Regions from separate parts of the Mus musculus genome. Here region 2 is linked to region 1. A link is a loop called in an ENCODE intact Hi-C map of the cell type or tissue named here. Cell type or tissue: left cerebral cortex. All regions are shown on one strand. Links, peaks and the distances in the headings refer to the core of each region. The heading gives the core; the rest is flanking DNA.

Region 1 (7,753 bases), core at 1,804-6,803:
TGTTCTGATCCGTGGTGTTCAGACTCCCAGTACTTACTGGTGGATTAGGGCATTAGTGCATTAGGGCACCTGGCAGGCTTGATGGCACAGTTAGGGAGAGGGGAGATGGGCTCCCAAGTCAGTCTCCACACTGCAATAGGCTTCTCTTTCCTGGAAAACCTCATGCTTAGAAGAAGGGGCAGCAGACTGCTTTTTGTTTTCTTTTGCTTTGTGAAAGAACCAATTGTCCATGAAATCAAATAAAGGCGAAATACATATTGAAATACCGTGGGCCTGCTAAAATCCGTTAGATGAAGAAACAAAACTCAGAAGTCCTGCCAGTCCAGGCCTCTAAGATTTATAATCACATTACACTGCTTGTAATGTGGCAGCAACAGCCACAGAAACATAAGTTGTGAGTTTAAAATACGATTCTGGGCAGCCTGGTGTGGTGCAGAAACCTCTCCAGAATCAGTTCACTAGATCCAAGTGCACACCACTCACCTCTCACTGGAGAAGACTTCATCCCTGCAGTGAAGGTGTGGTATTTTATACATCCTGGCCATCATTTTTGATTTTCAGTTATTGGATGCTGAGGACTTTGAATTGCATTTTCTATTTTGAAATGGAAATGATGACTAAAACCAGCCAATTCTCATAGATCTCCTGCCTCTCAGCTGCAAGGAGATATTTACTCTCCCCTTGCCCTGCATGGAGAATATTGAGATTTGGCCCCTACACACACACACACACACACACACACACACACACACTGCTTGTCATATGCTGGCTGTCAGATACCCACAGTGTACTACTATCTAGTCCTCGGAGGTGACATGTGGGAAGCATCTGCCTTGTAAAATGTTCTGGCCAGACAAATCTGAGGATTGAATCATGGAGCAGAAGGTGGCAACACTGTCAGGTGCTCAGGTCACTGAATGCTACTAGGAACTAGGAGTCCCCTCTAGGTACCCCTTGTTTTATTGTTATGATGAAAACACCATGACCAAAAACAACTTGGAGAGGAAAAGATTTATTTCAGCCTATACCTTCACCTCACAGTCCATTGGGAAGAAAGTCAAGGCAGGAACCCGGAAGTAGGAACTAAACCAGAGCTCAGGGAAGATCACTGCTTACTGGCTTGCTCCCCATGGCTTGCTCAGTTTGCTTTCTTAGCACCCAGAACCACAAGGCTAGGAGTTTCACCACCCACAATGGGCTGAACCCTCCCACACCAATCACCAGTTAAGAAAGTATCTTGGAGGCATGTCCACAGGCCGATTTGGTGGATCCAATTTCTCAACTAGGGTTCCATTTTCCCAAGTGACTCTAACTTGTGTCTATAAAACCAGTCAACACAACCCTGTTCCAGGGAAAACTAGTACCAGTAGAGACAGGCTAGCTGGGGCCAATAACTCAGCCCTACTTAGTTCATGTTCCTGGACAACCCTCTCTTGGGAGACAGTTCCTTCTCTAGCTTTTGATCCTTCCTCTCCTTGGAGACCTTTCCGTTCTTGCTCTTATCCTGTGAGAGCTCATGACCTCTCCTTTTGGATTAGTCCCCCCCCCCACCCCCAGTGGCGATGACAAATGAGCCCAAGCATGTCACCTTAAGAAAAACAGATTTATTATTTTATGGTTCGGGAGGCCGGAAGCCTAAAATGGCCCTTATGTGGCTCAAGTCAGGCTGCTAACAGAACTGCAAGCCCTCTGAAGATTCTAGTGGATAATCTACCCTCTGGCCTTTGCTAGCTCCCAAGACTATGTCCAACAACTTCAAAGCCAGCCAGTCCACCCTCTGCCTTCTGCCTCATCACCAGACTTTGGCCCTTCAGAACAGCATCTTTTTCACAGGGACCATCCAGGTGGTCCTAAAGCATCTCTCTCTTTTTAATTTTTAAATTCAATTTAAAAAAAACTTTATTTTTAAGAATTTCACAGATATATACGAAAAAATATTATCACACCTACCTCTTATTTCCCCCTCTAATCCCCCTGTATCTCCCCCAGTTTGTCCCCTCCCAACTTTATTTTTTGTTTATTCTTTATAACTCTCTCAATCTAGTTAGTATTGTCTGCATGTACATGGCTGAGAGGCCGCCCACTGAAGCATGGGAAACCTACAGGTGGCCACCCACTGCAAAAGAAATGGTGTCATCTCCCCAGAAACTATAGTATGACCTCAGTAAGGAGCTGGACTTGGGGGTCATCAGCCATCTGCTGGAGTTAGGCAGGCTTGGTTACGTCGTTCTTATGTGGGTGACCGCAGCTGCAGTGAGTCCATGAAGAGTCCTTTCCACTCTGACATTCTTTCCGACTCTTCCTCCAAGTCTTCTTATCTCATCATCTTTACTTAATCACATATATAAGTTCATCTAACACTTCCAGGTCCCAGGGACTAAGAATATGGACATTTAGGGGACTCTGGGTAAAGGCAATGCTGCCAAACCAGATGACCTGAGTTGAATCCCTGAGATTCATATAATGGAAGAGAACACTCCCTGAAGTTGTCCTCTGGCCTCCATGTGTGTTCCATTTTGCACATATGTATTCCATGGTGCACACACACACTAATGTTATGGGATTAGATTTTTCAAAGACTACTTTAATAAGGGTTCTCAATTGTTTTGAGCCCTGTTTCTAGACCACCGTCCAAAGGCAGGGGAGAAAGAAAGAGTAAATAGGACAAGGGGATGTGGACTTGTTTAGAAGTAGTTATTTGGGGTAATTCCAGTCTCCATTTTTAGGATACCAGCAGGCCAGTTCAGCAGTGTCAGGATACCAAACACAAATCAGCAATAGCAACATAATCCAGCAGAAACCTCCAGGCCTCCCCCAAATTGGGGGGAGTCAGTGGGAGCAACCAGGACCAGCTGGACTGCCAGGAGTTCTCTGCCATGCCTCTCTCAATGAAGTAAAGATGAGCAAAGATGCAAGACCAACAAAGAGCTGCACAGTTAGCTATGCAAGTGCCCTACCACTGTTCGTTTATACTCTCTCCAAACATCACATGTTCTCCCATAGGCCTTGCCTCAGCAAAATGTCTCGTGAGACTGCCTCAACAACACCATGTGAGTCTGCATCACATGACACAACCAGGAATGTTCACTTTATAACATAAATGTTTTCTGATTAGATATGGACATCTTTGGGGAATATTATTCTGCTAACCACTTCCCTTAGTGCAGTCTTCAGTCTTCCCTCTTTATCTCCTTTCCTGTTAGAAATGTCTGCTCTTGAAAGTTCAAGCTAAATGGAAATCTTACAGATACTTTCCCAAGCCTCCAGGCTTGGAAAACTCGCTTTTCTTTTCATTGTTATTGGTTATTTTATTTATTTACATTTCAAATGATGCCCCCTTCCCAGTTTCCCCTTCACAAGGCCCCTGTCCCCTCCTCTGTCCTCTACTCACCCACCCACTCCTGCCTTAGCGTCCTAGGATTCCTCCTGGATAGCTCACTTTGTTTTCCACCCTATTGGCTTCCCGTGTGGCTCTTGATGCCACACTGTGTGTCCTTATATCTGAGTGTAAAAGGATGACAGACAGAGGAAAAATTAACTACTAGAGACAGACAGGTGTTAGTAAATGTGCTGCCACACTATCCTGGCAAGTGTGGCTGAAAACCTGGGTAGGAGTCTCTGTCACAGCTGGAGTGTGCATTTGCTCAACTGTCACTGCAGAAGATGACATGCCAGGCATGCACCTGTGTTCTCAGCACTCAAGAGGCCAAAGCAGGAAGAACAGGAGTTTCAGATCAGCCTGCCTCCAAACAACATGTTGTTTTGGCTTTGCATTCATGCTGAAACATGGTGTTTCAGGCGTTGCATGCAAGCACCATAGCCTGACTTGTTCACAGAGGTTAATGTACATGGGCACCAGAAGACTCATTCAGGAATGCTCACAGTGCAGTGTACAATGGGCCAACTAAAAAGGACGACATATCTATCCTAGGAACATATATAAGGATACAGCTCCAGAAATGAACAGAATGTAAATACAATAGTGTCAATAAAGTGAAAGAATTGATGTGAGAAAAAGGTAACACAGAGAACACCCTGTGCTTGCTTCATTCACATAAATCTCAAGAGCAGACAGAACATCTCATCTTCCAGGTCTGTGAGAGTGACACTCTTCCACCAATAGGTGGTTCCTAGTTTGTTCCTGACTCTGTGCAAGCCGTAACTATGCTGGGAAGGATGGTGAGTGAGTGTCTTTTGAAGCTGGGTCACAGGCAGGATGCAGCTTCAGCCTGGGGTTCCTCCTGGGATGCACATCAAGGAATTCTCAACCTTGGTGAGGAGTTTTCCTATCAGCAAGGGCTGGGCCACAGAGAGCACACAGGCATAGAGGTGTTAGAGGGCCCCCAGCTATGGTTTGAATTTCTCTACCCTAATGAATTCAGAGCTGAGCCTTTGAGCTACCCCCACAAAGACATAATAGAAGCAGACAAGGCTTGTATGCCCTCACTGCAGGGACCATAAGCCAAATACAATAAACCAACCAACCGAAAAGTAAAGAGGCAGAACTAACCTGTGGCGTTAGAAGGCAGGAGCATGGTTAGCTTAGAGGATCAGTCAGGAAGCAGAGCTAGCAGTGCCCTGGGCTTCAACGCTAGCTCGAGCTTCACTAGATCCTCACTTGTAAATTTATGGACATTTACTGGTCTGCACACCAGTGTTTCTCTCTCCTTCCCTTCCTCCCTCCTTCTATCTCTTTCTCTCCCTTACACCTATCTCATTTCCTTCTTATATAGATATTTATGTGCATATGTGTCATGCTTCTATAAAAAGAACATATGCAGTAGAGCAGGAGTTAAGTTCTGGACCAGATCCACCTTAGTCCCTGGCACAGACAGAATTGAGCTGTTACTGTGCTCCTCGGAACAATTTGTTCCCAAGGAACATAAACGTAGAAGTCAGACGAGGCTCTGGGACTCTTACACTATGAAAAGACCAGGCATCAGACGTGGTTGTAATCAGAGGCTTGGACAATGTGTCTGTTCTCAGTCCAGGCTGGCTTTCTCAAGGGAGCGTCTACTCCTAAGTCCCCCCAGCCCACATCTAGGACAAAAAAAAAAAAAAAAAAAAGAGAATTTATCCCCCAACTTGTTCCCACGAAAGAGGTAACATCTTTTATCTCATAAGTCAAAGTGGGTCATATACATTTTCCTGGGCCAATTGGTTTTGCCCAGGAAAATATAATATTGTGATTGTCAAGGACATTGTCAAACATCAGTCCTGGGAGCCGTCACTCACACCCCAGCCACATTAACGTAAGTGGAAGAAAGCAGAGTCTTAAGGCCTGAGCCTGATGTTCATTGCCTGCAAACTGGGTTGAGTGCTGAGCGCCACGTGTCTCCCTGAAAGTGAAGCTGCATGTTTTGCTTTTTTTATGAATTATGATCCATATATTTTATTTAGGTGAATAAATGTATATTCTAGGAATACAAAGATATCAAATTAAGTCTTTTAGAGTCACCTGATTTTTAAACTCAATGCTAAAGTGTTTTTTAGTGAAAGGTGGAGTTTCTCAGGTCCGACAGCTGGCCAATGGCCTTGCTCAGGTTATAAACTTCTAAATGTATACCCGATTGCCTCTAGAAAGGAAGAAAAGAGAGGCAAGGAGATGAGAGAGAGGACTTGCCTCATATTGTCTTGTAGATTCTTCTCTCACCTACTGTTTTAAAGATGATGATAAATGAGGCTCAGAGAAATTGAGTGACTTTCTTCAAATCCCATAGCTGTTGCCAGCTGATACATGCAAAGCCATCTCCTGCTAGCTAACCACACACACCTGGGGTTCTGAAGCCCACGTGGTAGATGACCCCATAACCCATACATTTCAGTGTTCGGGGCTGCCCTTAGCATGGTAGGAGTTTACCAGCATCTTGGGTTTCTGCGTGATAGGAAACTGCTCCTCCATAGCCTTCAAGCTAACTGGGGCAATCAAACTGTCTGAACACTGCTGAAAGATCCCCCACAGAGCAAGCATTCTAGCTCAGAACCACTCTTTCTACAACAGCCACTGCCCCCTCTGATTGATGGGGCAGGGGAGAGTCATTTTCATGAGCCCCAGATTCTTTATCTGCAAAATGGGAACCCAAGCCATAGATGTGTGGCTGTGTGACTCCATGGCAGAGCATGTGCCTAGCATGAGTGAGACACTGTGCCTTACTCCAGCTTAGACCGCACAGTGTAGGCCTACATCATATGAACCGGGCAGTTGGCAATTAGCTGGTACCTTAAGTGCTTCCTACCTGGCAGGTGAGGAAATCTCTCTCACTAAGTTGAATGTGATTTTCCAGAGAGGATGTTTTATATTTGGCAAATTAGAGACACACTGAATTGCAAATGAAGACAGGCATTTGGGGCTACTCCTGTTGCCTAATTAGTACAACTCCATTGACAGCCCTGGCTCCTTCAAAGGACTCTCCCTGGGATGTGGGCCTTCTGCAGAGTTGGCTAAGAACTCCACACAGAGTCAGATGTCCGACATCAAACGTTTCTGTGTTCAGAAATGAGCCCAGGTTCTCCAATGCAGAGCTCTCTCGGTAAATGGTCCCCTGCTTATTAAATTCCTGCAGTGGCCACTTTAATTGGGCCCGCCCCTCCTACTTGGCTAGCCAAGGCTGTACAGCTCTCCTCTGGTTTGAGGTCCCAGTTGGAGGTGATTGCCTCCAGTTGCCCAGGTTCCTTAGAGAGGACTGGCTGGATCCTCCCTGGCTCCTCCCACCCCAAGCACATACAGATCCACTGAGTCAGCTCTTTAATCCCAGTTTGATTAGAGTAAAGCCATCCCTGAACAAACCCACATCTGTGTCCCTGCTGTGAGCGGGACAGCTATCTCTGACCCAGGGCCTTAGGAAGAGTAGCCGCAGTCTTGATGGCCCTTAATCTCTGCCCTTGGTCTTCCTGATGTCGGTCGGAGGCCGGATGCAAACACAAGACTGAGAGACTGAAAGGTATCCTCCAAATGGCAAGCATCTTAGGACATTTCTCAAGCAGAGTCTCAGCAGAGGCCACAATGGGTCTGAATGCCAAGGGCTACCTGTAAGTGTGTGTCTTGTCACCTACTTAGTATTTGGCAAACAGGTAGCTGGAAGACTTTTGAGCAAGGTGTATGCGTGTAGATTTCTACGGTCTCAATTGCTTGGTGATTATATTCACACCACTGTTTCCTGTGTGCTGTGTGCACCAGGAAGTGCTCATTGCTTGCTTTTTTGTTGTTTTGTTTTGATTTGTTTGTTTGTTTGTTTTGGTCAACTTGACACAAGCTAGAATCATCTGGGAGTAGAGAATTTCAGCTGAGAAGACACCACTACTACCTTGACCTGAAGGGAAGTTTATGGGGGCATTTTCTTTATTAATGATTAATATGGGTGATTTCAGCTTATGCCACTCCTGGGCAGTGGTCCTGTATGATAAGAAAGCAGGCTGAGCAAGCCATGGAGAACAAACCAGAAGGCAGAGCCCTTTCCTGGCTTCAGCTTCTGTTTCTGACTCTAGGTTCTTATTCTCAGTTCCAGCCTTGACCTCCCTCAGTGGATTGTGATCCAGGATATATAAGCCAAATAATCCCTTTCTTTCCCAAGTTGCTTTTGGCCATGGTGTTTAACACAGCAATACCCTGCTCAAGATAAGACATCTGAGTGAGTGTGTGGGTAGATGGGTGGGTGGGTAGGATTGATTGACACCCCCCCCAGAGAGGGGCCCCAACAGGCTGCTCTACCTGCAATCTAACCCCTCAAACTGGATTCTAACTATTCACACTGGT
Region 2 (7,753 bases), core at 1,514-6,513, 210 kb before region 1:
ATAGATAGATAGATAGATAGATAGATAGATAGATAGATAGAGATAGATAGAGAGATAGGTAGGGAGATAGATAAATGATAGATGATAGATAATAGATGATACACACACACATTTAAAAGCATGTCCAAACACATTGTAGGTAAATGTCCATATTTACATACACTGTTACAGAAACACACACCAATGTAACACTAAAGTGGGATTTAAGGATGTACAATATTTGTACTCACAGAATTACCATAGAGGATACACATGGATATACTAAACTTGGACATGTAGTGGGTATTGGTTGCTATATACTATTACATTCATGAGCAGTGCTGTAGTAGCATGTCCTTGCCTGTTCTGTATAGCAGTTCCATGAAAGCAGATGTTGTACACCCTTGAACCTGCTGTAGTGTTACACTGACATACATTTCCATAACAGTGTATGTAAGCACGGCTGCTTTCATACTTGTAGAGGAGAGTGTGGATTCATGGTGGAAATTCTGGCTTGCTGGGGATTTTTAAAAAATTCTTTGTGGATCAGTTGTATTCAGGTAAATGGCAAAGTGACAAAGGTGACTCAAGAGAGATGAACCTCAGCATAGAAGAGGCTCCTCAGAGTTCACCACACTGAGGATAGGGTGTCTGCACAAGTAGTGTTTGAACCTCTATGAAGGGAACTGCTTCAGGTCCTTTTGTGCATGGTCTTCCTATATATACCCAGGGCTTCATTTACATATCATTAACTCCTTGCTAGAGAATAGAAAAACTTATTTATTTATAGTACAGGCCAATGACTCAGAAGAGTGTTGAAGGGGGAGGAAAGGAGGTAGGGAGGGAGTGAGAGAAGAAGGAGGAAGACGAAGAGGAGGAAGAGGAGGAGAAGGAAGAGGAGAAGAGAGATATTGAAGGAGATGTTGATACAGGAAGATAAGAGAGATACATGAAGAGACACATAGAGGGCATAGAGAGATATAGATAAAGAGATACACACACACACACACAGAGACAGAGAGACAGAGAGAGACAGATTGATTGATTCTGGAAGATTTGTTAAAGCCCAGAGTTTGTTTTCAGGATCTCCTGAACAACTTGTGTGGTGCCCATTCCTTGTTTTCAGAACACCCTCCACATCCACCATCATTGCCTCAGAAATTCAGTTCTTGTGCTGGGACATCTACTGCCTGGGTTTGGTTTTCCAAGGGGCAGAGCATGGTGCAGGAGAGGTGTCATAGCGTTCATCTGGGAGGTGATTCTAGAGAGCTTGATGGAGAACTGGCGTTATGAGGTAGAGAAGCAGGGAAGCTAGTGAAGGATGCACCAATAATCAAGAGGGGGTGAGCAGAGACCTGCATATCAAGGGACTCTGGGAGACTGTGGAGAACATCTTAGTGACCTCAACACAAAGGCCAGGGGTGAGAGCAACCACCTGCCCTCTTCCAGTGGCCATTGCTTACAGGTTGCTCCATGGAGACTGATAGGTGCCTAGGATTGTGATGAGTGAGGGGATGAGCAGAGCCTTTTGGAATCCCCTGATATTTGCATTTGTTATTAATCTATCTATCTATCTATCTATCTATCTATCTATCTATCTATCTATCTATCCATCAACCTATCTGTCTTTCTATCATCTACCTGTCATCTGTCTATCCACTCATCTTCCTTCTTTATTTCTTTGTTTCTTTCTTGCTTGCTTTTCTTTCATTCTCTGTCACCTACCTGTCATCTATCTTTCTATCTATGTATCTGTATTTATATTCTAAGACACTCTCCAGTTTCCTATACAGTGAAATTCTTGGTAGCCAGAGGAGATCATGTTTGAAATTACTGTTGTCACACTGTCACCATGGAGCCGTCATGCTGTCCCACCAGAGGATCTCTGTGTTGCAGCCGTTTCAAGCAAGGAGGCTGCACATTTACATTTAGCCGTCAGACAGTCTCGTTTCGTCTGTAAAGTATCTTAAAATATGTGGAAGTAGTGCCAACACTTCAGCTGTGTGGGATTTAACGCACGCTCTGGGTTTCTGGCTTCTCTTGGAACAGTGGAAGACCTTGCAGTGTTGAGACTGGAGCAATATGTGGCAATGGTGGGCTGTGGCTGGCTGGCAGCTGCTCCTTTAGCTGAGACCTGTGCTGGGATCTCCAGAGTCCCCTGGGCCACCTGACTCCGGTTGAATCTGGGTCCTCTATAGGTGCTGGACCTTACATTGTGCCTGGTTTTCCTTTGCACTCTGGAGTTGTGCACATCTCCTTTTCTCCCCTACCCCCTCACTTGTCCACTGGACCTGCACTGCGGGTGTGCTCTTCCACCCAGGTGCTTTTGGGTCTTAAATTCCCTATGGGTTCTCACAGCTTCCTTCTCTCTAGGATAGATAATTTCGTTTATTGCTTTTTTTAGCCATTTGTTCAAGGTTTGCTATGGACAAATAGAAATTGTCATCTTCCCACCTATCAAACTTTGATTGGTACCTGCCACCTGGTTCTCTGCTGCTTCTATCCCTTCTTACTGAAGGTAGTGTGAACCTGGGCCACTGTAGGCAGGGCTGAGCATGACAGGACATCAGGGGTTGTGTGTAGTGACCACCACTGTGTGTGTCCGGGGGGAAGACGCCCTAGGAAAGGACTTATTAGTTATAGTTTGAATCTGAAATGTCTCCCTCTGGCTCCTGGTTGAAACGGGTGTTCTCTAGCAGATGACACTCTGTTGGGAGGCTGTGGGACATTCAGGAGGTCAGATCCGACTGGCATATAAGTAAGTCACTTGTCGTGGTCTTTGTCCATGACATTAAAGGAAGCTTTCCACAGGATGATGGGAACACTCTGACCTCTGAAGGTGTTGTGAGGACTCTAATTCTCATCACCCTCTCTGCTTCCTGGCCTGCTGCAGTGGGAACTGCTGCTGTCACACACTTTACTTGCCAGGCCTCCCCTGCCATCATGAAACCCTCTGGAGATGTGAGCTGAAGGGCTCTTTCCTCCCCTGAGTTGTTTCTGTCATATAGAGTGCTCTACTGTCCATACTCCACCCACCCCAGTTTCCCACTTCTCAGTGGCCAGCACTGCTGCATCCGGGGATGCCTTGTACCTAGATCCACTTAGTTCATTAAACATCCTGCGACTGCCATAGTCTTCCAGATGGTTTGCTACCACAGAGTTCCGAGAGGGAGCAAGCCCTGCAGGAATCTCTTTTCTAGTCTCAGCTCAGCTAATTAGACCAACTTTGAGTCCAATGTTGGAGGAGAAACTGCCAATCTAGTCGGATTTGCCAACTTTGCTTCTCTCCTGCCTTTGTCATAAAGTTTTCCTTTTTTTCTTTACACACACACACACACACACACACACACACACACACACACACACACACACTTTAAGCAGGAGCTGCTGTGAGGAGAAGGAGGGCTGGGTTACCTGCAACTCTTTGTGTCATTTATTCATTGACTGAGATGTCTGACACGGAAAGCAATGAAGGCAGAGAAAATGATTTCCTTAAGCTTGGTTCACTTGGCATCTCTCCTTGGACAATGCAAGCGGTGCATGATCGAGCTCTTTCTAGATGGGAAACGACTGGTGCAAGGACAGAAACAGATGAGTCACTTATTTTTTGGAGTTTATGAGCTGGAGGGAGCTCGTTAGAGTTTCAGCATAATAGCATCTGAGTGTTGATGGAGTCTCAGCCCCATCCTTTACGGAAAAAAAAAGTTCTTAATGCTCCAAAAGAGGAGTGAGATTCCAAGTGCCCTCTTACTCATTAAGCCAGTCAAACATTCCTTGATGCTCAGATGCCATCTCTGGCTACTGGGGACACCAACATAAAGATATATATTCCATCTTCAAGGAACTATTTTTCTGGTGTGGGAGGCAGGACAGATGGTGTGCCAGCAACTCACTCAGTAATAAGGCTTTGTGGCCAGCACGGCAGAATCAGATTCCCATTCTGATGGGACTGGTTGTTTTGTTTTTTGTTTTGTTTGTTTGTATGTTTCTTGTTATTTTTTGTTTTGTCTCCTCTCATTTGAACCACAGACCCGGGCTGTCTAACCTTAATTCCCTCATCCGCAGGAAGGAGTTAATAATATCTCACTTTAAGGACAAACCATGAGCATAGAGGATGATTGGTAAAGGTGACACACGAGAAGATGAGTGGTGGGATCAGAAAGATGGTTCAGAGGTTAAAAACACTAGCTGCTCTTCCAGAGATCCTGAGTTCAATTCCCAGCATCACACAGTGGTTCAGAACCATCTATATAGCAGGATCTGATGTCCTCAGGAAGACAGAGCACCCATATTTATAAATAAATAAGTCTTTGAAAAAACTTGAGACACTATAGCAGCAACCAAAGTAAACTATTTTAATGGAGAGTAGGGTGCTGAGAGCATGAAAGAAGAGGCCCCTCAGATCTCTGGGGGTCTCTGGGGGCATAGATCTGGGAAAAGGGGATGGATGCAGCATTTGAGCAATTGTGGAAGCATGGCAGAAGGAAGGTATAGGTATGGTCTGAGGGACAGAGTATGTGGAGGAGTGAGGAAAGAGGGCAGGGATGTAGATGGGAGGGATACAAGCAAGGCATCAGCAGTAACAATAGTCCAAGGACTAAAAGGGAGGGCTGGGTAGCAGGAGACACAGCTGTGAGCAGGTACATTTTGTAGAGTTATTGGGGCATGTAATTGGAAGTGTCTCGCTGGCCTGAGGATATGAAGTTGAGAGTCCTCTGCTTAAACATGGTAGCAGGGGAAGAGAGGACAGTCTTCCAAGGAAAAAGAGCAGAGAAAAGAGGGTGCTTAGGAGCAATGATGTGGGACCTGGGTAGGAATGATGAGCCTCCTTCTCCACCCTGTTCTTCCTTCTCCCTTCCCTTTGGTGATTGCCCATCTTGGAGTAACTTCTTCTTTGAGACGGCCAAGATAGATTTATCAGTGTCTTGATGTTACCATTCCAAGCTCCAGGTTTAGTCTTCACAGATGTTCATCAGCAGTCATGGGTTAGCTCTGAGATCCCTCAGACCCACACGACTACTCAATGGTGCCAGAGAACAGCCTCAAAGATCAGCCAGATCATGGTTTCTATAAACCCCATGCCCAGTCCTATCAACTGACAGAAAACAAGTGAGAAATGGGGTACTAGACCCACAAAAATGTCCTCCTGGAAAGCTGGCATAATTGAATCTTACAAAGGGGGAAATTTGGGCTGGAGAGATGACTCAGCCTTTAAAGGCTAGGCTCACAACCACAGCGGAGAAACTTGGCGTAACAAAACCTTGACCATTGTTCTCCCATGTCCTCCACCAATGATCAGCTTTGTCTAAGACCCACTTGGAGCAACCAGGTTTGGACACTAGAGACTGGCTTTGCACAGGGAACAGTCATTATAAGTTTTTTTCAATTCTTTCCAAATATTTTAACTGCTGAAGAGCAAACATCCCTGTGACTCATGTTTCACAATTTATGTCGTTGGCTTCACATACTTTTGACAGTTCCATCATGTTTTAGATGTTGTGAAATATTTGTTTTCCTCCTTAAAGCTGGGCTGGTGAAAATCAACTTACTTCATGGTTATTGATACTCTGTGCCAGAGTTTCTCATCTTCAGACACGTTGACGAGATAATTGACAAGTTCCTGGGCAAGTTGAGCCTGTGCCTGGCATCCTGTGTGTGACTTTATGTTTTGCCACATCCAGGTTTCCACTCATCAGCCGTGATTAGCAATGTCCTCACCGGGACAGCCCAAAGCATCTTCACATGAAAACGCCCTATCCTCACCCCACCCCTGGGCCCAGACTGACTAAAAGCTGTTTCTCTACAGTTTGAGAACACAACACGCTAGGCAAGAAATCAAGAAGATGGTAAGAAATGAAAACAGACTCCAGTGCTAGGGCTGTGGCTCAGTGGTAAAGCAGTTGTCTAGCACGCAAGAGGCCCTGGGTTCCATCCCCAGCACCACACAGAGAAACCCACAGCTGCAAAGGAATGAGGGTTAACCTTGATACGATGCAGGCCAATGATCTTCTGCCACAATCCCTTACTTTTCTTTTTGCCTCAACACAGAAAGAAAAACACGAGCACTTCACCCAGTAGCAGGATAATTAGGCACAGGGACTAAATGAGATGCATGCAATAAAACAGAAACCAGTTGGAGTTCTTCAGCCAGAGAATGGAAGAAGATGGCTGCCTATAAATAACACAATTGTTAGCCAAGCCCTCAGAAAACCACTCAACATGTCAGTGTCAGAGGAAGACGTGTCCAAGGCTTTAGATGCTGAAAATAAATACCGAGAGTCGAAAATAAATGGCATTATTAGCAGAAAGGGAGTCCCTAATTAACCAGCAATAGTCCATTACTGTAGCCTTCAATTCATTAAATTGCATAATTACATAAAAACTCAGTTGACGCTTGATTCAGTCAGTGTATCTGGTATTGTCTCCTCAATAATTAGTTCTATAATTGTCAGCTTGACAGGGCAATTAAAAATGTTTGAAGACGTGGTGTCAGCTTCCCTGTGTGAAGCTGCACCAGGCACGACCGTCTCTCGGAGACTCGTCCATCTGGGTACTTGCATGCTTCCAGATCCTGGGATGAAGAGGACCATGGGTAGGGGGTTGGAAGCATCCCACAGAAAGGCATTTCAGCTTCCTAGGGGAAATCATTCTCTCTGTGAAAAGAGGTGGGTGTGCTGTCTCCCAGCACAAAGCCTGTGTTGGAAACTGACTCCTCAGTGCAAGTACCAGGGGATGACATTAGAGAGGTGACTAAGCCATGGGGGCTTCTGCCCTTAGAAGAGGACCAACACCAAGGTGGGGCTTAGGGGTATGAATCCCACCTCTTGTTCATCTGTCCTTCTGATTGCTCTCCATGGATTGTTACAACAGCAAGGCTCTTGCCAGGTGCTGGCACCTCAACCTTGAACATCCTAGTCTCCAAAACAATGACAAAAAAATCATTTTCTTGTCTTTATAAATTGCCCAGTCTTCAGTACTGTGCTATGGCATTACAACATAACCTAGGATCAGGTATCATTGCTTGAGTGGTCGATGTTCTAACTGCTGGGATGTGGGAGGGGTAGGTTATGTGGGAGAGTATGGAGAGTTCCAGGCTTGAGTGTGCAGGCGCTAATGCTCAGAGTGCTAGGTGCTGTGAGTGAGGACTCAGTAAGACTGTCAGGGTAGGGAAAGCACAGCCCTGGGTGCTGTCTAGGATTAGGTTTTCCGGTAATCAGGGATGCCTAGTCGTATGGGACTGATGTTCTCATGAAAAGGAGAAACCAACAAAAGCAATGGGGAAGTAAGGGAAGGGGAAGAAACCTTGCCTCTAGCCAGAATGTGTTCAGGGCTCTTACATGCTAATATGGAATAGTATAATCAATCAAAACAATTGATCAATCTATGAAGTGATGGGAACAATCTTTATGACTATGTTTGAGAGGCAAAACAGAGGCCAGTGTGCTTTGGAGTGGTGCAAGAAGGAAGGTGAGGTCAAAGTCGAGTGTGTGCGTGTGTGTTGCTGTGTGTGTGTTGGTGTGTGGTGTGTGTGCATATGTGTATATATGTTCTTGTGTCGGGGTGTGGGTACATGTGGATGTTCAAGCATTGTGAAAGCCTAAGGCTGGTGTCTTTTCTGATTGATTTCCATTTTTTTGAGGGAGTCTTTCAACTGAACCCCGAGATCAGTAGTAATATAGCTATTACTACTATTGCTGCCTATTGCTGCCTTCCAGGCTTCTGAGCACTGGAATTCCAGGCAGGCTACCATGCCTACCTGCCATTCACATGGGTA

What was found. Hi-C counts contacts between places; a loop is a spot of excess contacts. Peaks named below come from ENCODE experiments on the same cell type or tissue, not always from the same donor. Only the 100,000 strongest peaks of a DNase experiment are listed, where the experiment ranks them.
Region 2: a loop joins it to region 1, with 3 times the contacts of the local background. A loop is called at or near these places in 2 of 42 quality-filtered maps.

Annotation. Positions count from the first base shown.
Region 1 is chr7:124,904,533-124,912,285 of GRCm38, reverse strand. No RefSeq gene overlaps it. Among named protein-coding and RNA genes, the nearest start is that of 3100003L05Rik, 200 kb to the right of the region's middle. In left cerebral cortex, for the core only: a CTCF peak has its summit at 4,132; DNase peaks (open chromatin) are centred at 4,227, 4,812 and 6,483; H3K27ac peaks cover 1,212 bases.
Region 2 is chr7:125,111,605-125,119,357 of GRCm38, reverse strand. No RefSeq gene overlaps it. Among named protein-coding and RNA genes, the nearest start is that of Gm30501, 95 kb to the left of the region's middle. In left cerebral cortex, for the core only: no CTCF peak of the experiment used is centred there; DNase peaks (open chromatin) are centred at 1,980, 3,582 and 3,797.